Linked DNA regions of Homo sapiens: region 1 is linked to region 2. A link is an interaction called in ENCODE POLR2A ChIA-PET data of the cell type or tissue named here. Cell type or tissue: PC-9. All regions are shown on one strand. Links, peaks and the distances in the headings refer to the core of each region. The heading gives the core; the rest is flanking DNA.

Evidence for each region. Peaks named below come from ENCODE experiments on the same cell type or tissue, not always from the same donor. Only the 100,000 strongest peaks of a DNase experiment are listed, where the experiment ranks them.
Region 1: POLR2A ChIA-PET joins it to region 2 with 26 read pairs; 4 of 35 experiments call an interaction of 5 or more read pairs at or near these places.

Annotation. Positions count from the first base shown.
Region 1 is chr6:30,986,591-30,997,059 of GRCh38, forward strand. MUC21 (mucin 21, cell surface associated) reads left to right here. Exons shown (of 3, transcript NM_001010909.5): 2 at 1-1,091; 3 at 1,410-3,313. The coding sequence ends at 1,604. Among named protein-coding and RNA genes, the nearest start is that of MUC21, 8.1 kb to the left of the region's middle. RefSeq lists enhancers at 245-1,444, 5,936-6,699. In PC-9, for the core only: no CTCF peak of the experiment used is centred there; no DNase peak of the experiment used is centred there.
Region 2 is chr6:31,062,929-31,079,626 of GRCh38, forward strand. No RefSeq gene overlaps it. Among named protein-coding and RNA genes, the nearest start is that of C6orf15, 41 kb to the right of the region's middle. RefSeq lists enhancers at 7,154-8,118, 8,119-9,082, 16,304-16,698. In PC-9, for the core only: CTCF peaks have their summits at 6,140 (motif pointing left), 6,339, 7,908 and 7,920; DNase peaks (open chromatin) are centred at 6,093 and 7,903.

The DNA.
Region 1 (10,469 bases), core at 102-8,101, 80 kb before region 2:
ACTCCAGCACAACCTCCAGTGGGGCTAGCACAGCCACCAACTCTGACTCCAGCACAACCTCCAGTGAGGCCAGCACAGCCACCAACTCTGAGTCCAGCACAACCTCCAGTGGGGCCAGCACAGCCACCAACTCTGAGTCCAGCACAGTGTCCAGTAGGGCCAGCACTGCCACCAACTCTGAGTCCAGCACAACCTCCAGTGGGGCCAGCACAGCCACCAACTCTGAGTCCAGAACGACCTCCAATGGGGCTGGCACAGCCACCAACTCTGAGTCCAGCACGACCTCCAGTGGGGCCAGCACAGCCACCAACTCTGAGTCCAGCACACCCTCCAGTGGGGCCGGCACAGCCACCAACTCTGAGTCCAGCACGACCTCCAGTGGGGCCGGCACAGCCACCAACTCTGAGTCCAGCACAGTGTCCAGTGGGATCAGCACAGTCACCAATTCTGAGTCCAGCACACCCTCCAGTGGGGCCAACACAGCCACCAACTCTGAGTCCAGTACGACCTCCAGTGGGGCCAACACAGCCACCAACTCTGACTCCAGCACAACCTCCAGTGGGGCCAGCACAGCCACCAACTCTGAGTCCAGCACGACCTCCAGTGGGGCCAGCACAGCCACCAACTCTGAGTCCAGCACAACCTCCAGTGGGGCCAGCACAGCCACCAACTCTGGGTCCAGCACGACCTCCAGTGGGACCAGCACAGCCACCAACTCTGAGTCCAGCACAGTGTCCAGTGGGGCCAGCACAGCCACCACCTCTGAGTCCAGCACGACCTCCAGTGGGGCCAGCACAGCCACCAACTCTGAGTCCAGCACAGTGTCCAGTGGGGCCAGCACTGCCACCAATTCTGAGTCCAGCACAACCTCCAGTGGGGCCAACACAGCCACCAACTCTGGGTCCAGTGTGACCTCTGCAGGCTCTGGAACAGCAGCTCTGACTGGAATGCACACAACTTCCCATAGTGCATCTACTGCAGTGAGTGAGGCGAAGCCTGGTGGGTCCCTGGTGCCGTGGGAAATCTTCCTCATCACCCTGGTCTCGGTTGTGGCGGCCGTGGGGCTCTTTGCTGGGCTCTTCTTCTGTGTGGTGAGTGCCTAATATGTAAGAAAATGCCTGGGGGAAGGAGCAGCAGAAACACAAGGAAATGGGTGTGAATAGAAGGGGTCTCAAGTCAGGGGTGGGTAGGGAGGAAGGGAGATCAGGAAAGAGTAACACAGAGACATGGTAGGTCAATGCAGAGGAAGCTGCTGACCTGCGGGAAAAGGGGGCCACAGAAAGGACTGGAGAAAGGAGAACTAGGTAAAGAGTGTGGTTGGAAGTGGGAGAAGATTCCAGAAGGCGTACGTGGTAAAGGCGTGGGAGACAGGGATGCAATTCTGAAACTATTGACTCTTCTTTTTTTAGAGAAACAGCCTGTCCCTGAGAAACACCTTTAACACAGCTGTCTACCACCCTCATGGCCTCAACCATGGCCTTGGTCCAGGCCCTGGAGGGAATCATGGAGCCCCCCACAGGCCCAGGTGGAGTCCTAACTGGTTCTGGAGGAGACCAGTATCCTCGATAGCCATGGAGATGAGCGGGAGGAACAGCGGGCCCTGAGCAGCCCCGGAAGCAAGTGCCGCATTCTTCAGGAAGGAAGAGACCTGGGCACCCAAGACCTGGTTTCCTTTCATTCATCCCAGGAGACCCCTCCCAGCTTTGTTTGAGATCCTGAAAATCTTGAAGAAGGTATTCCTCACCTTTCTTGCCTTTACCAGACACTGGAAAGAGAATACTATATTGCTCATTTAGCTAAGAAATAAATACATCTCATCTAACACACACGACAAAGAGAAGCTGTGCGTGCCCCGGGGTGGGTATCTAGCTCTGAGATGAACTCAGTTATAGGAGAAAACCTCCATGCTGGACTCCATCTGGCATTCAAAATCTCCACAGTAAAATCCAAAGACCTCATTCTTATCTGTGTGTCTGCATTTTCTAATCCTTTTTGCCCCAGGCAAGGTCCCTGTATCTCTGAGACACCCCGATTGGCTGGAGAATTGACTTGGGAGAGATAAGGAGGGAGGGCGGGTGCCAGCATGCTATGGGCTCCTGCGTGAGGCCTGTGGTACACAGAGATTAGGTTGTGATACATGAAGAGCCAAGAGCAGGATGAGGTGGAGGCGTTACAACTACCTGCTCTGTGTGTGGGGGGGGAGGGGGGAGGGGGGTACGCATATTCACTTGAAGTCGAGGTTCCCAGGGCATTTCCATGTGCTCCAGGCCTGACTACCCATCAGGGTGGAGGAGCTGGTGACACTCATCTCCCTGAGTGCTCCCTGGTTTCCCAAGGGAAAGACTTTCTGGCCTGCTGAGGTCGAATCTTCCAAGAGGCTCTTGCAAAGACCCGAGATTCTCATAAATCCCCGCCCAGAAGAGCTGCACGTATCCCTTTCATGAGTCCAGGGAAGAGGGTCCTCCAGGTCTTGGAAGACAGAGGGGAGCTGCTTTAGAGGCTAAGTTGCTTTGAGCCCACAAGGTAATGGAGGGCTCCTACTTGGGACAGAGCCCTCAGCAGAGAATTAGCAGTCTGTTGGTGGGTTCACCCCAACTCACAGCAGTAGAAACTGCTCCATCTTCCACCACTTATTGGGTTTCTCCAGTGTCAGCAAACCAAAGAATTGGATCTTACCAATGCGGCTATAGGAAAACAGCCTGTTGCATGGTAAGAGTGATACCATCTTGAAGTGAAACCACCACAATGGCCATTTTTTTTTTAGATGGAGTTTTGCAGTGGTGCAATCATAGCTCATTGCAGCCTTCAATTCCTGGGCTCAGGCAATCCTCCTGCCTCAGCCTCCTGAGTAGCTGGGACTACAGTTTCGTGTGCCACCATGCCTGGCTAATTTTTAGAATTTTTTGTAGGGACAGGGCCTCACTCTGTTGCACAAGCTGGTCTTGAACTCCTGGCCTCCTTGAACTCCTCCTGCCTTGGCCTCCCAAAATGCTGAGATTACAGGTGTGAGCCACTGCACCTCGCCAGATGTCCAATGTCTGACTCCTGCATACCAAGGTGTTCTGTATCAAGGGCTTTAAAACAATGCCTGTAGCGTAATTAACCTCTCACAAAGATGCTTATCTAACCTCCCCAGCAGTCATGGGTTTCAGCAAGAAAGTCTGTGATGTGACCAGTTGCACATGTTTTCCCCTAAAAGCTTACTCTAGAAAGGATATTTTTTGGAGAGGGAGTGTGGGAATCCACCATCTTGTGGCCACCTCAGACATCACTTCTCTTTGGAAGACTCCATTAAATATTTCTCTGTGAGAAACTGGATTTGTCAGTCTCTTTCTTTGATCTCTTTTCCCCTCAAAATTTAGGGGTAGGTTTGTGTAGACCTGTTCATGGTAGAACATTTGGTGATCCCCCAGCCAGTAGCTGGGAGAACAAGGAATGGGTAAGGAGAATGAAGCATCTGTAAGGAAACCCCAGGGCGGCAGCCACGTCTGTGTAGGGTTGGATGGCACAACTGTTCGATACCTGTGTACCTCTGTGTGAGTGCAGGGATGCCTTGAAAATGCCAGGTGGCCTAGAGCAGTTATTAACTGAAAGCCGCATAGTGCACTGGGGTACGGAAGGTCGGCCAATAGCCACTGCAGAGGGTTGGGTGCTTCTTTTGGCAATGAAGATCCGGCTAGCAGCAGAAGCCAAAATTAAATGTCTAGAGAAGGAATTGCAACTAGAAAAAGACGTGTACCTCTCCATGTCTCTCCTCACATCCAACTTAGCAAACAAAATTGAAGACCAAGAGACAAAAATTGAAATGTTAGCATGTAGATTTGTCCACCTAGGGCGAAAGATATGGAAATGACCAAAAATCAGAGCTCTCATGAGAAAGCCCAACCGGGATGTGAAAACTTGGAATCCCTGGGATTGTTATGAAGAGGAAGACTGATGACATAGAAGTCACAGGTGTGGAGGGGGATGGGGATCATTGGCAAGCTCGCTGTCTCATGCAAAGGAAAGTGAAACCTAACATTGGCAGCAAAACGGGGGTCAGCTGATACAGGAGACTCTCACTGTCAGGGAACCTACCGCTGCAGAACTCTTAGAGATTGCAAAGGCCTTTAAACAACTACCGAGGAAATCCCTGGCTGCTTGGATGGTCTGATTGTGGGACACAGGGGCTGATGATATTTCCTTAACAGGAGAAGCAGAAAAAATGAGTAACATCACCACCCATGCAGCCCTGCAGAAGCATCTTTGCTAAGGCAAGGCAGACGCAAGGGAGTCATAGCTTATGGACTGGCTCATTCTAGCTATGAGGGAGGCTTGACCTAATGAGGGAAATTTACCGGGAAGGATGACCTCCTGGCAGTCAACAGAAAAGGCCCAAGGGCTTCTCCAAGAATTAGGAATGAGTCAAGTCATCTATGTTTGGGTTCTCACAGGACTTAAAACAGTTTTTTCCTGCAGGGATGAAAAATAAATTGCTGAAGGGTGCACCAGGAGAATGGCACAACCCTTGGCTCATGTTATTGAGTCCTATAAATGGGACAAGAAGTATATGATGTGGGAAGGCCAGGCACAGGGGCTCACACCTGTAATTCCAGCAATTTGAGAGGCCGAGGCAGGCGGATTACTTGAGATCGGGAGTTCGAGACCAGCCTGGACAATATGGTGAAACCCCATCTCTACTAAAAATACAAAAATTAGCTAGGTGGTGTGCCTGTAACCCCAGCTACTTGGGAGGCTGAGGTAGGAGAATTGCTTGAACTCAGGAGGCAGAAGTTGCAGTCAGCTGAGATTGGGGCACTGCACTCCAGCCTGGGCAACAGAGTGAGACCCCGTCTCAAAAAAAAAAAAAAAAAAAAAAAAAAAGGGCTGGGCACGGTGGCTCATGCCTGTAATCCCAGCACTTTGGGAGGCCGAAGTGGATGGATCACCTGAGGTCAGGAGTTCAAGACCAGCCTGGTCAACATGGTGAAATTCCTTCTCTACTAAAAATACAAAATTAGCCGGGCATGGTGACAGGCGCCTGTAATCCCAGCTACTTGGGAGGCTGAGGCAGGAGAATAGCTTGAACGTGGGAGGCGGAGGTTGCAGTGAGCCGAGATCGTGCCATTGCACTCCAGCCTGAGCAACAACAGCGAAACTTCGTCTTAAAAAAAAAAAAAAAAAGATGTATATGACGTAGGAGAAGCCATCACAGATTTGGGAGCTACTGAGAAAGCTAGGGACGGGGTGTGCTTTGTAACCCGGCAAGGGCTGACAAAGGGGAAAGATAATGCTCCACAGGAAGAAGGGGGAAAATAAGGGAAAGCGACCAACTAGAGTCAAGAACAGGCAAATGTGGCATGACTTATTGGGAGCAGAAAAATTCTGAGAAAAAAATATGTAAAAAATGTTAAAATATGGAAAATATGAAAAATGCTGTGTTAGTAGCCTTATGGAGGGAAGTACAGACTGAAGGGCTGTTTTGTCCCTTCATTTCTGCCCCTCTAGCAGAAGAGGAAGATGACTCAACCCCTCATTCTAATACTCCAGCCTATCAGAGGGGGATTCCATGCTGGGCCCAAGATTAGCAGTGGGACCAAGGTCAACCCCACGTTGCAGGTGACCAGAGGCCCCATATTGAGCTCACCATTTACTGTTCCTCTCAAAAAAATAAGGAGAAGACTATTTCCTTAGTAGATACTAGGGCAGAATATACTTTAATTCATGGAAATCCATAAATACACCCTGGTCAATGGTCTGCCATCACTGGTTATGGGGACAAACGATCTGGATGAGAAGGACTTTAATACATCTAGGTATTGGGGAAGCTCCCCTGCCCCATATGTGGTGTTTATTTTTCTTATTCCAGAAAACATTTTAGGCACAGGTATTCTGTTAGGAAAGACTTAGCAAACTTCAGTGGAAAAATTCAGATCGAAGGTGCATGTAGTGAAGACTGTTTTTTTTTTTTTTTTTCTTTTTCTTCTTTCTTTTTATTTATTTATTTATTTATTTTTTATTGATCATTCTTGGGTGTTTCTCGCAGAGGGAGATTTGGCAGGGTCATAGGACAATAATGGAGGGAAGGTCAGCAGATAAACAAGTGAACAAAGGTCTCTGGTTTTCCTAGGCAGAGGACCCTGAGGCCTTCCGCAGTGTTTGTGTCCCTGGGTACTTGAGATTAGGGAGTGGTGATGACTCTTAACGAGCATGCTGCCTTCAAGCATCTGTTTAACAAAGCACATCTTGCACCGCCCTTAATCCATTTAACCCTGAGTGGACACAGCACTCGTTTCAGAGAGCACAGGGTTGGGGGTAAGGTCACAGATCAACAGGATCCCAAGGCAGAAGAATTTTTCTTAGTACAGAACAAAATGAAAAGTCTCCCATGTATACTTCTTTCTACACAGACACAGCAACCATCCGATTTCTCAATCTTTTCCCCACCTTTCCCCCCTTTCTATTCCACAAAACCGCCATCGTCATCATGGCCCATTCTCAATGAGCTGTTGGGTACACCTCCCAGACGGGGTGGTGGCCTGGCAGAGGGGCTCCTCACTTCCCAGTAGTGGCGGCCAGTCAGAGGCGCCCCTCACCTCCCGGACGGGGCAGCTGGCCGGGCGGGGGGCTGACCCCCCCACCTCCCTCCCGGACGGGTTGGCTGCCGGGCGGAGAGGCTCCTCACTTCCCAAACGGGGTGGCTGCCGGGCGGAGGGGCTCCTCACTTCTCAGACGGGGCGGCTGCCGGGCGGAGGGGCTCCTCACTTCTCAGACGGGGCGGTTGCCAGGCAGAGGGTCTCCTCACTTCTCAGACGGGGCGGCCGGGCAGAGACGCTCCTCACCTCCCAGACGGGGTCGCGGCTGGGCAGAGGCGCTCCTCACATCCCAGACGGGGCGGCGGGGCAGAGGCGGTCCCCACATCTCAGACGATGGGTGGCCGGGCAGAGACGCTCTTCACTTCCTAGATGTGATGGCGGCCAGGAAGAGGTGTTCCTCACTTCCTAGATGGGATGGCGGCCGGGCTGAGACGCTCCTCACTTTCCAGACTGGGCAGCCAGGCAGAGGGGCTCCTCACATCCCAGACGATGGGCGGCCAGGCGGAGACGCTCCTCACTTCCCAGACGGGGTGGCGGCCGGGCAGAGGCTGCAATCTCGGCATTTTGGGAGGCCAAGGCAGGCGGCTGGGAGGTGGAGGTTGTAGCGAGCCGAGATCACGCCACTGCACTCCAGCCTGGGCACCATTGAGCACTGAGTGAACGAGACTCCCGTCTGCAATCCCGGCACCTCGGGAGGCCGAGGCTGGCGGATCACTCGCGGTTAGGAGCTGGAGACCGGCCCCGCCAACACAGCGAAACCCCATCTCCACCAAAAAAAATACGAAAACCAGTCAGGCGTGGCGGCGCGTGCCTGCAATCGCAGGCACTCCGTGAAGACTGTTCTTGAGAGAGGAAGAAAATGGGAGCCCCTACAACTTCCTGCCCCTACATGGCGTTGTCAACATTAAATGATTCATATTGTCCAGGGGGTATGCTGAAATAAGTGCAATTATTATCCTCCCAATAAGTGCAACTATTATCCACCCAGCACAAAGCCCATGAAAGAGTCTTGTCTTTTTTCGCATTCCCGTCTTTTCTTCTAGTTTTGTTATCTTGTTGGCATTATGTCAGCCGCTGAAGCTTTTACTGTGCTGCAGCCATGGCTTTTCTTTTTTTAACTTTTATTTTAAGTTCGGGGGTTCATATGCAGGTTTGTTACATAAGTAAATGTGTGTCATGGGGGTTTTTTTGTACAGGTTATTTCGTCACCCAGCTATTAAGCCTAGTACCCATTAGTTATTTTTCCTGATCCTCTCCCTCCTCCCACCCTCCACCCTCTGATAGGCCCCAGTGGGTGTTGTTCCCCTCTATGTGTCCCTGTGTTCTCATCATTTAGCTTCTACTTATAAGCGAGAACATGCGGTATTTGGTTTTCTGTTCCTGCATTAGTTTGCTAAGAATAATGGCCTCCAGCTCCATCCATGTCCCTGCAAAGGACATGATGTTGTTCTTTTTGTATGACTGCATAGTAGTCCATGATGTATATATACCACATTTTCTTTATCCAGTCTATCGCTGATGGGCATTTAGGTTGATTCCATGTCTTTGCTATTGTGAATACCACTGCAATGAACACATGCATGCATTTTTTTTTTTTTTTGAGATGGAGTTTTGCTCTTGTTGCCGAGGCTAGAGTGCAATGGTGCGATCTCAGCTCACTGCAACCTCTGCCTCCCGGGATCAAGCGATTCTCCTGCCTCAGCCACCCCAGTAGCTGGGATTACAGGCATGTGGCGCCACGCCCATATAATCTTGTATTTTTAGTAGAGACAGGGGTTTCTCCATATTGGTCAGCCTGGTCTCGAACTCCTGACCTCAGGTGATCCACCTGCCTCAGCCTCCCAAAGTGATGGGATTACAGGCATGAGCCACCGTGCCTGGCCACGTCCATGTGCTTTTATAACAGAATGATTTATATTCCTTTGGGTATATACCCAGTAATGGGATTGCTGGATCAGATGGTATCTGTCTTTAAGTCTTTGAAGAATCACCACAGTGTCTTCCACAATGACTGAACTAATTTATACTCCCACCAACAGTGTATAAGCATTCTTTTTTCTCCACAACCTCGCCAGCATCTTTTATTTTTTGACTTTTTAATAATAGCTGTTCTGACTGGCGTGAGATGATATCTTATTGTGGGTTTTTGTTTGTTTGTTTTGAGATGGAGTTTCGCTCTTATTGCCCAGGCTGGAGTGCAATGGCACAATATCATTGTGGTTTTGATATGCGTTTCTCTAATAATCAATGATGTTTAGCTTTTTAAAATATGTTTGTTGGCCACATGTATGTCTTCTTTTGGGAAGTGTCTGTTCATGTCCTTTGTCCACTTTTTGATGGAATTGTTTGCTTTTTTAAAATAAATTTGTTTAAGTTCCTTATAGATGCTGAATATGAGCCCTTTGTCAGATGCATAGTTTGCAAAAATTTTCTCCCATTCTGTAGGTTGTCTGTTTACTCTGTTGATAGTTTCTTTTGCTGTGCAGAAGCTCTTTCGTTTAGTTAAATCCCATTTTCAATTTTTCCTTTTGTTGCAATTGCTTTCAGAATCTTCGTCATGAAATTTTTGCCCATGCCTATGTCCTGAATGGTATTACCTAGGTTGTCTTCCAGGGTTTTATAGTTTTGGGTTTTACATTTAAGTCTTTAATCCATCGTGAGTTAATTTTTGTGTAAGGTGTAAAGAAGGGGTCCAGTTTGAATTGTTTGCATATGGCTAGCCTGTTATCCCAGCACCGTTTATTGAACAGGGAATTCTTTCCCCATTGTTTGCTTTCGTCAGGTTTGTTGAAGATCAGATAGTCGTGGGTGCGTGGTCTTATTTCTGTGTTTTCTATTCTGTTCCACTGGTGTATGTGTCTGTTCTTGTACCAGTACCATGTTGTTTTGGTTTGCAGTAATGTCTTATGGTATTGGGTGCTCATCTATGGAATGGAGATGGGCCATCAATCCTCAGAAGATGCAAGGCCCAGAGCCCACAGTGAAGATTTTTTGTTTGTTTGTTTTGTTTTGTTTTGTTTTGTTTTGAGACGGAGTCTCGCTCTGTCACCCAGGCTGGATTGCAATGGTGCGACCTTGTCTCACTGCCACCTCCGCCTCCTGGGTTCAAGCGATTCTCCTGCCTCAGCCTCCCGAGTAACTGGGACTACAGGCACCTGCCACCATGCCCAGCTAACTTTTGTATTTTTAGTAGAGATGGGGTTTCACCATATTGGCCAGGCTGGTCTCGAACTCCTGACCTTGTGATCCGCCCACCTTGGCCTCCCAAAGTGTTAGGATTACAGGTGTGAGCCATTGCACCCGGCCCACAGTGAAGTTTTTAGGGGTTACATGGTTGGGTAACACTCCTTTGATACTGGGTGCAATAATTGACAAAGCCCAACAATGTCAACTCCAGAAACAGTCAAAGAAATCCAAACATTTGTGGGTCTTTTGGGTTATTGGAGAGTATGCATCCCATACTTAGCACAGTTTTTGAGATCCCTATACAGACTTATCAGAGAAAGGGCACATTGGGCCTGGGACACACCACAGCAGGAAGCTTTGAACAGGCTGAAGTGTTGGTACAGCAGGCACAGGCCTTAGGCACCCCTTTGGAGGGTACAGCTAGGACTTTGGATGTTACTGCTGCTCCTGAGGATATGAGTGGGGCCTTATGGCAACCGCAGTCTAGGGAATCAGTCCTTTTAAGAAAGGAGCCAAAACCAGATACTCTCCTGTTGAACAAGAAGTGCTAGTAGTAGAGAATGCTTTACAGCAGGTGGAATTGCTAACAAAGACCCTTCCCATGACTGTGAGAATAGGTCTACCAATCAAGGGATGGTTAGAAGGATTTTTAAACAACCCACCTCCGCTGTAGCCCCAACACCTACCTTGAATAAATGGCATGATTAT
Region 2 (16,698 bases), core at 4,140-12,139:
GGCACATGCCTGTAGGCTCAGATACTTGGGAGGCTAAGGCAAGAGGCTCGCTTGAGCCCAGGAGGTGGAGGCTGCAGTGAGCCATGACTGTGCCACTGTACTCCAGCCCGGGCGACAGAGCAAGATCCTGTCTCAAAAAAAAAAGAAAAAAAGAAAGAAAGAAAGAAAAAGGCTGGGCACAGTGGCTCACGCTTGTAATCCCAACACTTTGGGAGGCTGAGGCAGGAGGATTGCTTGAGGCCTGGAGTTCAAGACCAGCCTGGGCAACATAGTGAGACCTCGTCTCTACAAAAAAATTAAAAATTAGCTGGGTATGGTAGTGTATGCCTGTAGTCCCAGCTACTTGGGAGGCTGAGGTGAGAGGATTGCTTGAGCCCAGGAGGTCGAGGCAGCAGTGAGCTGTGATCATGTCACTGCCCTCCATCTTGGGCAACAGAGAGAGACCTTGTCTCGAAGAGAAAAATAAAAGAAAGAAAATGTTAATTTCTGCTCCTGTCAGATTAGAGGGAAATTCAATCTCAGTCTTTTTGCTGCTCTCCAAAGATCCCAGAGTTGTACATAGGATTGAAGCATAAGGAACATCCTTAAAGTCAGTAGCAACTGGCCTGTACTAATTATTCCCAGGATACGCATATCCCTTTGTGGCAGCAGTTCTGCCAGAGGCACAGGGGCTTTACCCAGTCAGTCTCCTTCAACTTGCCACGTAGCTTTCTCCAGAATAAGTCCACCCCCTCAGGGTGCTACCGTGAAGGAGAGTATGGTTTTGGCATTTGAGAGCCCAGAGAGATATACATGAAGATCTGGTCTCTGGAGAGTATTGAAGGTAGAAAAGACAAGGAGAAGATGCTGCAGAACACCCATAAGGGAAGAAAAAAAAAATGAAGCCTCAATGAATAAGGGAAATACCTTTCTAACCACTCCTGGGACCTGAACTACAAGATTTGGTAGTTGACTCTCAAACCATAATATACTCATACTCAGATGACACTTATAAGTTGTCGCACATATCTGTGCATTCCATGCCTTTGGTAAATGCATACAGTTAATCATACAGCTAATCCTCCTTTTCTCTTTATGAAGTCCAGTGTTTAAAGGACCTCTTCAGGTGTCATCAAGGAGTCATACCAGGTCCAGCTGAACCCAACTTGCACAAGTCCAGATTGAGGACACCAGGCAAGTAAGCACACCCCTCTAGATTGTGCCTGAACAGGATTTATGCCTTTTGGGGAGTGTCACCTCTCATTAAAACGTCTGCGAATGCACACTCTGGTCCAGTCCCCTGTCTTTCTAAACAAGAATGTTTGGTGAAGCAACAGTGATTCAACACTCTCCCTTAGCGAGGTATTGTTTGACACCTTAGAAAACACGTAGTTATTTTTCAGATCTATTCAGGACCTTTCTTGTGATTCATCTAAAACAAACCCCTCTCTTCAGTCTCTACAGATTACCATATTTATTTTCTTTATGGAGCTGACGACAATCTGAACTTATGCTTATTTACGTGTTAACTTATTTGTTTTATGTCTGTCTCCTTCCACTAGAATGTCAGTTCCTTGAGAATAGGGGTTTTGAGGACAATATATGAGATAGATTAGATATTTAATAATCATATGCTTCATTGAGCCTCTGATGCACATCTTCCCCATTGGATCGTAATCTAAAATTGAGATGTCGGATGGGCGTAGTGGCTCACACCTGTAAACCCAGCACTTTGGGAGGCTGAGGCAGGTGGATCACTTGACGTCAGGAGTTGGAGACCAGCCTGGCCAACATAGTGAAACCCCGTCTCTACTAAAAATACAAAAATTAGCTGGGCGCTGGTGGCACACACCTGTAGTCCCAGCTACTCAGGAGGCTGAGGCAAGAGAATCACTTGAACCTGGGAGGTGGAGGTTGCAGTGAGCCGAGATTGCACCACTGCACTCCAGCCTGGGTGACAGAGTGAGATGCTGTCTTAAAAAAATAATAATAAAAATAAAATGGAGATGTCCACTGGCTGCAGTGGTTCAGGCCTGTAATCCCAGGACTTTTGGAGGACAAGGTGGGAGGATTGCCCAGAGCTAGGAGTTAGAGACCTGCCTGGGCAACATCGCAAGACACTGCCTAAAAAAAAAAACCAAGAAACGTTTAAAAATGGAAAAGTGTCTTACACTTGATAGCACATCATGAACCAGTCAGTAGCACTCTTTCTTCCTTAGTGGGGCATAAGTAATGCTGCATCTTGCATTCAACGTCATCTTAGATGGGATGAAATACACATTTTGGAATAAACGAATAAATGTATGCTTTCTTTTGGTGCTATTTCTTCTGTTTTGGTCTTATTTGTAAACACAAGGAAATTAGGATTCCTTTTTTTTTTTTTTTGAGACAGAGTCTCACTCTGTCACCCAGGCTGGATTGCAATGGTGTGGTCTCAGCTCACTGCAACCTCCGCCTCCCAGGCTCAAGCAATTCTCCTGCCTCAGCCTCCTGAGTAGCTGGGACTATAGGCGCGTGCCACCACACCCGGCTAATTTTTGTATTTTTAGTAGAGACAGGGTTTCACTATGATGGCCAGGCTGATCTCGAACTCCTGACCTTGTGATCCACCCACCTTGGCCTCCCAGAGTGCTGGGATTACAGGTATGAGCCACTGCACCTGGCCTAGGATTCCTTTAGTAACTGTCTAGTATGGTGCTGGGAATTCTTTTGGGAACAGAGGCAGCCAACCAACAGAAGTGAATGACATAGTTCTTACCCTCAAGGACAAGAAAACCAGCAATTACAGTGCAACATGCTAAGTGCTACAATAAAGGAATGCTTTCGGGCAGAGTCCAGAGAAGGGATCTCATTCAGCCTGTGCAGATCCTGGAAAGCTTCCCAAGGGATAGGGTAACTGACCGGAGACTTGTGACATATTTGTGGGGCACTTTGAGCTGCTGTCACATATGTGGATTCTTTTGATCTTCACATCACCTCTGTGAGGTAGGAGAACCATCCTGTCTTAGAAATGCAAAGACTGAAGTTCAGAGAAGTTAAATAAATTGTCCCCAAACCTCCTTAACGGTAAGTGGCAGGGAGGGGTGGGGGGTGAGGGAGTTAAACTCAGGTTTCCTGGCTCCAGGATTACTCACTTTTTATCTCATTTGGACTGAATCTCAAGTGATGAACTGTTCTGCACTGTCTCTACAAAAATCACTCACAGGTATGAACACTTTTATCCTTCAGTCTTCTCTTCTTTAGGCTTGCAATGGCAGGCTCTCGGATCTTTCCTCCAATCTGTATTGGGTTTTGAGCCAAGCAAGAAAAACCAGACACAGTCCCTATTCTTGAGGAGCCCCCAGTCTGAAAACAAGTCGTGGATACACAGAAAAAACATTCTTGTGTGTGTGATGGATGGTAGGGAACGTGTCATCAATTGTGACATTTATGGCATTTATTTGCCTTTACTAGTGAGTTCTGCTTTTTAAGATGTTTGCGACTTCTCAGGCCTCACCCTCAAAAGAATTTGAAAATTGAACACAAGCAGAGATGTTTTGTTTTCAACTCAGGACCTCACCCAGAGTTTTTTAGGCAGCAACCCTGAACCAAGTTGGCCTCGAGGTATTCGTGAGTTTCCATACCCAGAAGACTTTTTCAGCTTCTACCTTCTACCCATGAAAGGAGGTGGCATGGATGTTTCCTTTTTCTTTTTCTTTTTTTTTTTTTTTAGTATTTATTGATCATTCTTGGGTGTTTCTCGGAGAGGGGGATTTGGCAGGGTCATAGGACAATAGTGGAGGGAAGGTCAGCAGATAAACAAGTGAACAAGGGTCTCTGGTTTTCCTAGGCAGAGGACCCCGCGGCCTTCCGCAGTGTTTGTGTCCCTGGGTACTTGAGATTAGGGAGTGGTGATGACTCTTAACGAGCATGCTGCCTTCAAGCATCTGTTTAACAAAGCACATGGTGCACCGCCCTTAATCCATTTAACCCTGAGTGGACACAGCACATGTTTCAGAGAGCACGGGGTTGGGGGTAAGGTTATAGATTAACAGCATCCCAAGGCAGAAGAATTTTTCTTAGTACAGAACAAAATGGAGTCTCCCCTGTCTACTTCCCTCTACACAGACACAGCAACAATCTGATTTCTCTATCTTTTCCCCACATTTCCCCCTTTCTATTCGACAAAACCGCCATCGTCATCATGGCCGGTTCTCAATGAGCTGTTGGGTTCACCTCCCAGACGGGGTGGCTGCCGGGCAGAGGGGCTCCTCACTTCCCAGTCGGGGCTGCCGGGCGGAGGTGCCCCTCACCTCCCGGACAGGGCGGCTGGCCGGGCGGGGGCTGCCCCCCCACCTCCCTCCCTGACGGGGCGGCTGCCGGGCGGAGATGCTCCTCACTTCCCAGACGGGGCGGCTGCCGGGCGGAGGGGCTCTTCACTTCTCAGACGGGGCGGCCGGGCAGAGACGCTCCTCACCTCCCAGACGGGGTCGCGGCTGGGCAGAGGCGCTCCTCACATCCCAGACGTGGCGGCGGGGCAGAGGCGCTCCCCACATCTCAGACGATGGGCGGCCCGGCAGAGATGCTCCTCACTTCCTAGATGGGATGGCGGCCGGGAAGAGGCGCTCCTCACTTCCCAGACTGGGCGGCCAGGCAGAGGGGCTCCTCACATCCCAGACAATGGGCGGCCAGGCAGAGACGCTCCTCACTTCCCAGACGGGGTGGCAGCCGGGCAGAGGCTGCAATCTCGGCACTTTGGGAGGCCAAGGCAGGCAGCTGGAAGGTGGAGGTTGTAGCCAGCCGAGATCACGCCACTGCACTCCAGCCTGGGCAACATTGAGCACTGAGTGATTGAGACTCCGTCTGCAATCCCAGCACCTCGGGAGGCCGAGGCTGGCAGATCACTCGCGGTTAGGAGCTGGAGACCAGCCCGGCCAACACAGCGAAACCCCGTCTCCACCAAAAAAATAGGAAAACCAATCAGGCGTGGCGGCGCGCGCCTGCAATCCTAGGCACTGGGCAGGCTGAGACAGGAGAATCAGGCAGGGAGGTTGCAGTGAGCTGAGATGGTGGCAGTACAGTCCAGCTTCGGCTCGGCATCAGAGGGAGACCGTGGAGAGAGAGGGAGAGGGAGAGGGAGAGGGAGACAGTGGGGAAAGGGAGAGGGAGACCGTGGGGAGAGGGAGGGGGAGAGGGAGACCGCGGGGAGAGGGAGAGGGAGAGGGAGGGGGAGAGGGAGACCGTGGGGAGAGGGAGAGGGAGGGGGAGAGGGAGACCGTGGGGAGAGGGAGAGGGAGAGGGAGGAGAGGGAGAGGGAGGGGAGGGAGAGGGAGGAGAGGGAGGAGAGGGAGAGGGAGGAGAGGGAGAGGGAGGAGAGGGAGAGGGGGAGGGGGAGGAGAGGGAGGGGGAGGGGGAGGGAGAGGGAGAGGGAGGAGACTGGATGTTTCCTTTGATCATCTATCACATCTTTGCAGAGGACATATAAGCCTGTGCATGGCTATGAGAACACAGTGGAGAGCCATGTAAATAGCTTTTGCCTTCAAGGTGCCTGGCAGAAGCGAATGAATATTGCTGTCATGTACATGCAAACGTTGTGAAATGCTTCAATGTTCCACATCTTCTTTGGAGACCTTTAAGAAATTCATGGAACTTTCAGCAGTGATATTTACCACCAACAATGTAATCAAATGGGGCAGCAAGCAAAATGAGCTACTACTAATGCACCATGGAGCAGAGGAATTTTCTCTTGCGCTAACACCACAACAGACCCATTCTTTCATTTGGATTAGTATTCACTACTTGTGCTTAGTTGCTTGCAGTGGATACCCAATTTGTGAAGTGAGCTGAGGTATAATGCAGTATTGTATACTGGAACACAGGGGCTGCAAAAGCAGAACTCACTAACAAAGTCAAATGCCATGAACGTCACAATTGATGAAAACTGGCCATTTGAAAAATCTAGATATGATAAAATTGTTAAATTGATGAGGATGAAGATTGGATTATAGTATATATTCAGCATGCAAAAACAGATAATCAGGGGAAATGCAGTGACAGTCAAAGCAACTATGGAAACAATATCCATGGCAACAAATGGCCTGGTCGGAAGAGAGGCCCAAAGACTGCCTGTGTCTTCCTGATGAAATGTCTGGTAGCCCCCTAGTGGCAATGACCGGGTAGTGGCCCTCTGCGAGATGGGCGCCTCTCTGGAGATTGAGCGCCACTTCTGAGGGCCTGGAGAAGTTGACTTGTTTTGCATCCCACGGGGTCACCCCCACCTCCCCCTTTCCTTGCACTCACTGACATGAGACACAACGTATGTCCACAAACAACTGCTGCTCCTCATTGCATCTAAAGCTCCGTTGCCGGAAAACATACCATTATTTCATGCAGCACTAAGAGGAAAACACAGCGGGTTAAACTATGACACGCCATTGATTGTAAGACGCATCCCTATTCAAGAGATGATAAATGGGAAAATAAATATATGTCTTACAACCTATAAAATATAAATGACTTTCGGCATTTATATTATATTACAGGGTGAGGTGGCTCACACCTGTAATCCCAGCACTTTGGGAGGCCGAGGCGAGTGGTTTGCTTGAGCTCAGGAGTTGGAGACCAGCTCGGATAACATAGCAAGACTCTGTATTTAAAAAATATATATATATATATGTATATATATACACACACACATATATATAAATGACTTTCAGTGATTCATTTAACATTTTCAGATACTTGTTCCCTCACAAACTAAACAACTAAACCATTAATTAATTAATTCACTCATTCTACTCACATTTATTAAGTGTGGATTATTGGACAAGCACACTGACGTCAACACTGAGGATACAGCAGTGAGCTGGTGTCCTGTCTTTAGGGGGCTTTTGTTACAGTGACTTGGTTTCTGATTATCTTTGTCACACTGAATCTGTGAGTCAGTGAGTCCGTGACCCTAAGTGAGTTTCAGAGTGAAAACAGACACCAGATAAGAAGCCAGAAAACCTGGGTTCTAGTCTAGTTCTTCCCCTTAATAGTTTATTTAATCTGTCTCAACCTTATTTTATCTACTTATAGTCTATCACGGTTAAATTGAGAAATAGTTATATTTTTCTCATAGCAGAGTCTTTCAAACAATACGCAATGACAATCAAAATAGCAAAGTAGCTGTGGAAACAGTGTCCATGGCGACCAATGGTCCCATCTTTTCTTTCTTTCTTTTTTTCTTTCTTTCTTTCTTTCTTTCTTCTTCTTTTTCTTTCTTTTTCAAGGTCTCTGAGTTTCAAGTCAAGCCTAAAAAAAATTTTAAGTTTTTTTAATTTGCTGGAATGCAGTGGCATGATCATGGCTCATAGAAGCCTTAATCTCACTGGCTCAAGTAATCTTCTCACCTCAGCTTCCCAAATAGCTGGGATCATAGGCATGCACCACCATGCCCTGCTACGTTTTATTTTTATTTTTTCAATAAAGATTAGGTCTCACCATGTTGCCCAGGCTGGCCTTGAACTCCTGGACTCAAGGTATCTTCCAGCCTCAGCCTCCCAAAGTGCTGGGATTATAGGCATGAGCCACAGCACATGGACCTCATCTTTCTTTCATGTCACTAGATCAAGAAAGCTCCAGAGTTTTTCTTGTTCCCTTCAGGTGTCAAGCAATATCATTTTATGTATATAAACATCTAATTCAGAATAGTTTCACTCTTTTTTCCTATTGTCCTGCATAAAGCTTCCCCCTCCCCAGTGGACAGACTGCAATGGGCTGGCATCTGACATTTGTCTGCAGACCTCATGGTAGGAGACAGGCTGGTTTTCTGCCCTGGGAGTGGGAGTGTAGGAAAGGAGGAGGCACTGGGGACCTGTATCCCAGGTTTTCAGGGCAAGGCTGTGTAAGTATTTCCAGCAGACTAGTGTGAGGCATGCTAGGAAGCGAGCTGATGTGGAGCCGAGCTAATCCTGTCTGATGTGGCCACCTACAGGCATCAACAGGCCTCAGCAGAGAGAAGCTGAAGTGATTACTGCATTCCTATGAGCTGTGGGAGGAATAAATCGTGGAAAGAAATCCTCATTTGCAACTGTATGGCATTAGGGGTGAGGGGTCTCGGAAGAAGCACCCAAGGAGGAGGAATCCCCTGTAAGCCCCTACCAGTCCCAGAGAATGCAAAGCCCTCTTGCAAACCGTGCCTGCTCCACGCCCCAGACCACTCCTTCCCCCAACCCTTCCCCATTCTACTCAACCTTGGAGGGTTAGAAACCACCATTAGCAAGACAGGAGAAGAAGGATAGATGCATAATGTTGAGGACCTGTTTCCCCATTTCTCATCTTCCCATCCTTGCAAAGCCCTTGCTGGAGGAAAGGAGACTTACCTTTGGAACTAAACGTTGAGTTTCTGAATTGGCATTGTGTTTGGTAATATAAAATAACTACAGGACCTAAGAGAGATCAGAACAGTCTTAGTACTGTCCATATTTTCATCTTGGAATGGGGAAAACTGGCTCCACTGAGCAAGTTAAGGACGTCATAGACTGATCTGTAGATGTTCAATGAAATCTGTAATTCAAGACTAAATAACGTATTCTTGGCTGGGCACAGTGGCTCACGCCTGTAATCCCAGCACTTTGGGAGGCCGAGGAGGCGGGCGGAGGGCAGATCACCCGAGGGCAGGAGTTTGAGATCAGCCTGGCCAAAGTGGTGAAACCCCATCTCTATTAAAAATACAAAAATTAGCCAGGCGTGGTGGTGTGCACCTGTAATCTCAGCCACTCGGGAGGCTGAGGCAGGAGAATCACTTGAACCCACGAGACAGAGGTTACAGTGAGCCAAGATCATGCCACTGCACTCCAGCCTGGGCTACAAGAGCAAGACTCCATCTCAAGGAAAAAAAACTAATTAATAATAATAACTTATTCTTGAGACACATGCGATGCAAGACAAGTATTTATTGCTAGGATCTCCTCAGGTAAGCTGTGCAGTAAGTCTGTGCTGTCCTACATGGTAGCCATTAGCCACATGTAGCAACTGAGCACATGAAGTGTGGCTAGTCCAAATACAAATGTGCTCTTAAGTGCAAGACACACATGAGATTTCAAAGACTTAGTACAAAAACAGTAAAATATCTCACTAATAATTTTTATGTTTATTACTTGTCAAAATCACAATATTTTGGATATGCTGTGTTAAATAAAATTTACTATTAGAATTAATTTCACCTGTTGTTTTTTACCTTTTTGATGTGACTACTAGAACTTTGTAAATTACACGGAGCTCGCTTTCTGTGGACATGTAGTCTCTCTCACAGAGAAATACATGTATATTTCTGCTGGACATGTAGTCTCTCTCACAGGTCATAAGGCACTGAGGTCACAGGCCATAGGTTGGGATGTTTCTCCTCCAGAGAGTAGCTCATTCTCACTTTAAATCATCCTAAAGAACACAGGTACTGGTAGGTAGGTGGGCCGCAAGCTGGATTGAGTGGGGAAACTTCCTGCTGTCTTTGAACCAGAACAAGAACAGAGTTGGGAGCCTGTATTTTGCATAGTGAAGGCACACTCAAGGGAGCCACCTATCTTGGGGAGTTATGCTGGCCCCCAAAACTCAGAGCGTGCTAAAGGTGAGGCAGAGAAGCCTCCTGTAGCAAGTGCATACAGGGAGGGGCGTGGGCCTCTGAAATCTGAAAGCACCATGTCTCATTTCCAGTTTTAAGTGTACCTGGAATTCTCTTCTGTTATCCCTAGGTCTTTAGTGGAGCCTGATTAAACATGAGGCTGAGGGCAGCTGTGGGAGCTGAGGGTGGATTCTGTGCCCACTCGTGGCCCCCCCACTGGCCATGGCTTCCTCCCCAGCAGGCCTCGACAGCAGTCTCTGGAGCCTCTGGCCCAGCTTGCTGCGGGTCGCTGCTGTTCTCTTTGTGTCTCTTAGCCTGTGACTTCAATGCAGTCATCTCATTTCTGGGAATCTATCCAATTCTCAATTGTGTAAAAAGCTTTATAAACAAAAAAAGTGCATTACAGTTTACTATCTTAACAAAATATTGGAAGCAGCAGAAACATTTAGCAGTAAAAACTATAAATTATAGACTATGTACTTTGTGCATCATTGGGAAGCCACTTAAGTGACTTTTATTAAAACTTATATTAACAAAGAAGACAATAGTGTCATAATAATTTATTTAAAAAGAATTAAAGGCCAGGCACAGTGGCTCATGCTGTAATCCCAGCACTTTGGGAGGCCGAGGCTGGCGGATCACTTGAGGTCATGGCAAAACCCCATCTCTACTAAAAATACAAAAATTAGCCAGGCGTGGTTGGTGGGTGCCTGTAATTCCAGCTACTTGGGAGGCTGAGGCACGAGAATCTCTTGAACCCGGCAGGCAGAGGTTGCAGTGAACAGAGATCACGCCACTTTACTCCATCCTGGGTGACAGAACTAGACTGTCTCAAAAATAAATAAATAAATAAATATAAGGAATTAAGGAACACACAATTATATATGCAATTGGTGACAATAAAATACAACCCCTCAAAAAGAACAAAAACAAAAACCTAAACAACAACAACCACCTAGGTATAAAGAAAAGACTAGAAAAAAATGTTTTAAAATGAAACCATAACTGTATTAGGGTTCTCCAGAGAAACAGAACTAAAACCTCTCTCTCTCTGTCTCTCTCTCTCTCTCATATAGATGAGAAGACACACTCAAAGGAGCTCATATAGGTGAGAGAGAGATTTTAAGGAATTGGCTCACACGATTGTGGAGATTGGCAAGTCCAAAATTTGCAGGGAAAACTGGCAGGCTTGGAGACAAAAGTTAATGTCACAGTTCAGGCCTAAGGGCAACCTGGAGGCAGAATTCCCTCTTCCTTGGGGGATGTCAGACCCACTCACATACGGGAGGGTAATTTGCTTTATTCAAAGTCCATCCATTTAAATGTTGATTTCATCTACAAAATACCTTAGTAGAAACATCTAGAATAATGTTTGACCAAATATTTGGGTACCATGGCTTAAGCATACTGACACATGAAATTAACCTTTGGCTGGGCACAGCAGCTCATCCCTGTAATCTCAGCACTTTGGGAGGTTTAGATGGGTGGATTGCTTGAGCCCAGGAGTTCAAGACCAGCCTGGGGAATATAGTGAGACTCTGTCCCTACAAAAAACAACGAGAAAAAATTAGCTAGGCATGGTGGCGAGTGCCTGTGGTCCCAGCTGCTCGGGAGGCTGAGGTGGGAGGATCTCTTGAGCCTGAGAAGTTGAGGCTGCAGTGAGCCGTGATTGTGCCACTGCACTCCAGCCCGAGTGACAGAGTAAGACCATGCCTCAAAAAATTAATTAATTCATTAAATTTAATAAATATTTTTAAAAATTAACTTTCACAATGATCTAAGGCTTACTACTTTAGGATTTGCTTTTGAAATACTTTTCTGTGTTTTCCAAAATACATAAAATAATAAAGATGTACTTATGATGGAAAAGGCCTGTGTAAACACATTTTAAAACACAGCCTCCTTGGGGTAGCCCCAGAGTCCCAGGGCTCTCCATGGCCCCTTGGACACCTTTCACAGCATTCCTCACCTCTGTCTTCTACCATTATTATGCATGTCTGAATATGTCTTCCTTTGCTAAACATCAAACAGAGTTTTAGGACTGGGATTCTAGAAAGTGAGAGAAGGCAGGCGCAGAGGAGGCAGTGGGAGCCTGCCTGAGGGCATTAACGTCAGTCCTGGGCTATGTGCTGGCTCCTCAGGACCGCCCTTCTGAGGGGCACAGACACGTGAGTGGAGGGAGCTCATGTTCCAGTTTCTTTGCAAAAATCAACTTGATAAAGTTTTTCCTGTTTTGTTAAAATTGCCTAAAATTTTTTAGCAATACTTCATTTGATTTTCTCTAATGGTTTCTGTCATTTCTTTGAGTTTTAATTTATTGCTCATGCTTTAACATCCCAGTTTATGTCTTGCTTAATTTAATGTCCATATAGTTGACCCTTGAGCAACATGGATTTGAACTGCATAGGTCCACTTAGGTCCACTTATGCATGGGTTATTTTCAATCAAATGCAGATCACAAACACAGTAATGGTGACATGTGAAACCCATGTATACAAAGGCCCAACTTTACATATATTTGGGACCCAAAGGGCTGACTGTGGGACTTGAATATGTGTAGGTTTTGGTATACACAGGAGTCTTGGAACCAATCCCCCTCATATACCAAGGGACTACTGTATATCTGCTTTGTTTATTTCTTTTTTTTTTTTTTGAGGTGGAGTCTCACTCTGTTGTCCAGGCTGGAGTGCAGTGGCGCCATCTCGGCTCACTGCAACCTCCGGCTCCCGGGTTCAAGTGATTCTCCTGCCTCAGACTCTCAAGCATCTGGGACTCCAGTCACCCGCCACGCCCAGCTAATTTTTTGTATTTTTAGTAGAGACGGGGATTCACCATGTCGGCCAGGTTGATCTCCAACTCCTGACCTCAAGTGATCCGCCAGCCTCAGCCTCCCAAAGTGCTGGGATTACAGTCGTGAGCCACGGTGGCCAGTCTCATTACCATTTGTTAAGAACTCATTTGGGCGGGCAACAGGTATACATCGCCTCATGAAAACTGAGTCACTCAGCCTGTGCTCCCACCTGGACAGAACACCATGCAGCCTCTGCTTAGAGATGCTCCACAGGAGCCAGTGTGGAAACACCAGGGCCAGGCATCCTTTAGAAAACCATTTTGGGATTGCTCCAGCTCATGAACCAGCAGTTAACTGAGTCACCAGCCATATCATAAAGCATGACTACAACTACGCAGGCCTGGTCCCTAACCCCATGTTGTTACAGCAAAATATAACCCATTCTTATTTCAGAAAAAGAAAAAAAGCTAGATGTGATGGCACATGCCTGTAGTCCTGGCTACTTGGGGGGCTGAGTCAGAGGATCAGTTGAGCCCAGGAGTTCAAGGTCACAGTCAGCTGATTGTACCACTGCACCCCAGCCTGGGCAACAGAGGGAGACCATCTCTAAATAAAATAAGACAAAAACAACAACAAAAAAAAAACAGAAGAAGAAAATATACCAAAATGTTAACAATGTCTTCTATCTTTATTTATTGGGGTTAGAAATTACTTTTGTTTTCTTATATTATGTATATTTTATTTCAAACCTGATAATTTTTTTTTCCTTTTTGAGACAGGATCTCGCTCTGTTGCCCAGGGTGGAGGGCAGTGGTGCGATCTCGGCTCATTGCAGCCTCAGCCTCCCAGGCTCAGGCAATCCTCCCACCTCAGCTCCCTGAGTAGCTGGGGCTACAAGAACACGCCACCATGCCTGGCTAATTTTGTTCGCTTTTTGTAGAGATGGAGATCTCACTACGTTGTCCAGGCTGGTTGCAAACTCCTGGACTCAAGCCCTCCTGCCTCGGCCTCCCAAAGTGCTGGGATTACAGGCGTGAGCCACCATGTCCAGCCAATGTTATTTAATTTATTTATTTTTATTTATTTATTTTTTTGAGACAGGGTCTCATTCTGTTGTCCAGACTAGAGTGCAGTGGTGCAATCATGGCTTATCGCAACCTCAACTTCCCTGGGCTGAGGTGATCCTCCTACCTTAGCCTCCCAAGCAGCTGGGACTACAGGTGTGAGCCACCACACCTGGCTAATTTTTGTATTTTTTGTAGAGATGGGGGTCTTACTATGTTGCTCAGGCTGGTCTTGAACTCCTGGACTCAAGTTATCCTCCCACCTCGGTGTCCCAAAGTGCTGGTATTACAGATGTGAGCCACCATGTCCAGCCTTATTTTTAAAAGAAGGAGAAAATTATTGAGCAAGAGAGTCTCTCTGCAGTTCTTAAGATTGCTGTCAGAACCACCTCAATACTCTTTCTGCAGTCTGTGCTTTGAGCAGCAATATAAAAATGCAGCATTTTATGAGCATTAATAGCAGGGAATGTAAATTAGCCTATTTGTTTTGGCTCTGCTTTGCTTCTGATCATTAGAGGCCAGCAAAAATAGAATGAGAACTGCAAACTCCCTCTTGTTCCCGGAAGATCTCTCCACAGCATGGCATATCAGTCAGATTTCTGGGCTGTCTCATCTCCGTCTCCGTAAGAAAGGATCTTGTTGGAAATACATTGAGGCATACACTGAAGCAGAGGCCCCAGTGCCACCTGGGCAGAGGCAAGCCAGAGAAAACAGAGGGAAATGAAAAGAAAGACTTCCTGGTATTCACTTCTACATACTGCCAGCTAAGCTGCGCTGGGTACCCAGAGCCCACCCACCACATCTACACCACAAATTCAACTGGGACTTCGGGCTTTTTTTTTTTTTTTTTGAGTCTGAGTTTCGCTCTTGGTTCCCAGGCTGGAGTACAGTGGCAGGATCTTGGCTCACCACAACCTCCGCCTCCTGGGTTCAAGTGATTCTCCTGCCTCAGCCTTCCTGAGTAGCTGGGATTACAGGCATGCACCACTACGGCTGGCTAAGTTTTTTGTTTTTTTTTTTTTAGTATAGACGGGGTTTCTCCATGTTGGTTAGGCTGGTCTTGAACTCCTAACCTCAGATGATCCGCCCACCTTGGCCTCCCAAAGTGCTGGGATTACAGGCCTGAGCCACTGTGCCTGGCCGGGCCTTCAGGCTTTATGTAGCTGATTGAACACAACCATCTCTGCTCCCAGCAGAAATCCCACCAAAATGTGATAAAGGGGTTTTAAAAGGCAAGGACTGACAAGAACAAAAGGCGGGGGGAGAGGAGAGAGAGAGAGAGAGAGAGAGAAACTGACTACACAATCTAAATAAATAGAGAATAATGATCTGGATAACAAATAGACAAAGGTCTTAGCAGATAAGAGAAATTTAAAGGTAAAATGTCAGTGGGAGAATCCCAGAAGCAGGCTGATTTCACATAGCAGAACCCCAGTAAGGAATGGAGAAACCAAGTATCCCAAACGTGAGTGTGCAAGAGGCCTGGAACCAGAGGCTGATGGTCTATGTAAGAAGCCACTAGAACCCTAGATCTCCTAACTCAACGCACATGGCAGAGTGACCCCCTATATTCCACCCTAATGAGTGGTTTGCTCGCTGGAGGCGTTGAACCATGCCACATCCTGGGAACCACAATGAAAATCATTTAAGGCTGGGCGTGATAGCTCATGCTTATAATCCTAGCACTTTGGGAGGCCAAGGCAGGAGGATCACTTGAGTCCAGGAATTCAAGACCAGCCTAGGCAACAGAGCAAGATCCCCAGCTCTACCAAAAAAAAAAAAATTACATATATATATATATAGCCTATGGCCTTCTGGCTTTATGTGGCCAGAAGAAAACAAAATAAAATAATTTAAAAAATAGAAAATAAGTAATAATAAAAGAAATAAAATAAGAGAAGCAATAAAAGAAAAGAAAAAGTCATTTAGGATTATGTAAAAGCCTGCCTATCGAACAGTAAGGCTTCCTGGTCCCCTCCATGAAGTTGGTTCTGAGAACTCCAGCAGCCAGACTTGCCCCAGGCCGATTAATAGAGAAACCTTCTCTGGAGAAACTGACCAGACAAGGAAAAACACCTAGGAACACAGGAGTAAGGGGGTTCTGACGGATATTAAGCTACTGTCACTTGACTTCAAAACCCTCTTCCACTCTCTCCTTCCCAGCTGGCTCCCTCTTAGGTGTAGAGGGAGGTGTCAGCACTGGAGGAAGAAGGGATCCCTTCCCTTGTTGGCCTCCCAATCCTGCCGGCATCACCACAGCCGAGGATCTTCAGCCCTGTAGCAACAGCTGGTCCAGCAGCAGTAGCAAGTCCCAAACTGTGGTTCTTCCTCACTCCCGGCAAAGGCCTCTTCCCGTGGCCTCAGTGATACCGGCTCACTGGCCAGGCTCCTCCTTAGGAAACTGAATTCTAGCTCCGTGGGGCCATCCTCCCAGATTCTCCCATTGAATAATACTGACCTCTTCCCTCAGTTCCCCAAGACTGAGGGAGAGGCAGTTGCCCCATTCCTGATTCCCACGCGTTCTACCTCTGCGGTATCTCAGTGCTCTTTTTGTCTTTTTAGATCTCAATATGTGGTTAACAATCCTTTATATAAAATTACCTCTGTCTGGGCGCGGAGGCTCACGCTTGCAATCCCAGCACTTTGGGAGGCCGAGGCAGGTGGATCACCTGAGGTCAGGAGTTTGAGACCAGCCTGGCCAATATGGTGAAACCCTGTCTCTACTAAAAATACAAAACTTAGCTGGGTGTGGTGGCAGGTGCCTGTAATCCCACTACTTGGGAGGCTGAGGCAGGAGAATCATTTGAACCCGGGAGACCGAGGTTGCAGTGAGCCGAGATTGTGCCACTGCACTCCAGCCTGGGCAACAGAGTGAAATTCCTTTTCAAATAGAATAAAATAAAACAAAATTACCTCTGTTTAAATATTTGGATTTTTTTCTTTCACCTGACTAGACCCTAATACAAGGGTCTTCTGGAGAAACAGTTCAGCCCATTTGCACTATGGTGAAGCCCACTGAAACCTCCCCCCATCCCCAACACACACACCTGGAGTTTCCAAACAGCTTAAGATCTAACTAAGCCAAGGATTACTGTATCATTCACAAAGCCCAAGCCCCAATTTGAGCAGAGAAAGTTTATTATTAGAAAGAATTATTGGCTGTAACAGGCTAAAAAGACGTGCAGAGAACTCCAAAGAATGCTGTAGGGCCGCGGGAGAGTACCCAAAGAAGGACACACGTGGAAGCATCCCCACCCCAAAGCTGGATTCAGAACTCAAGG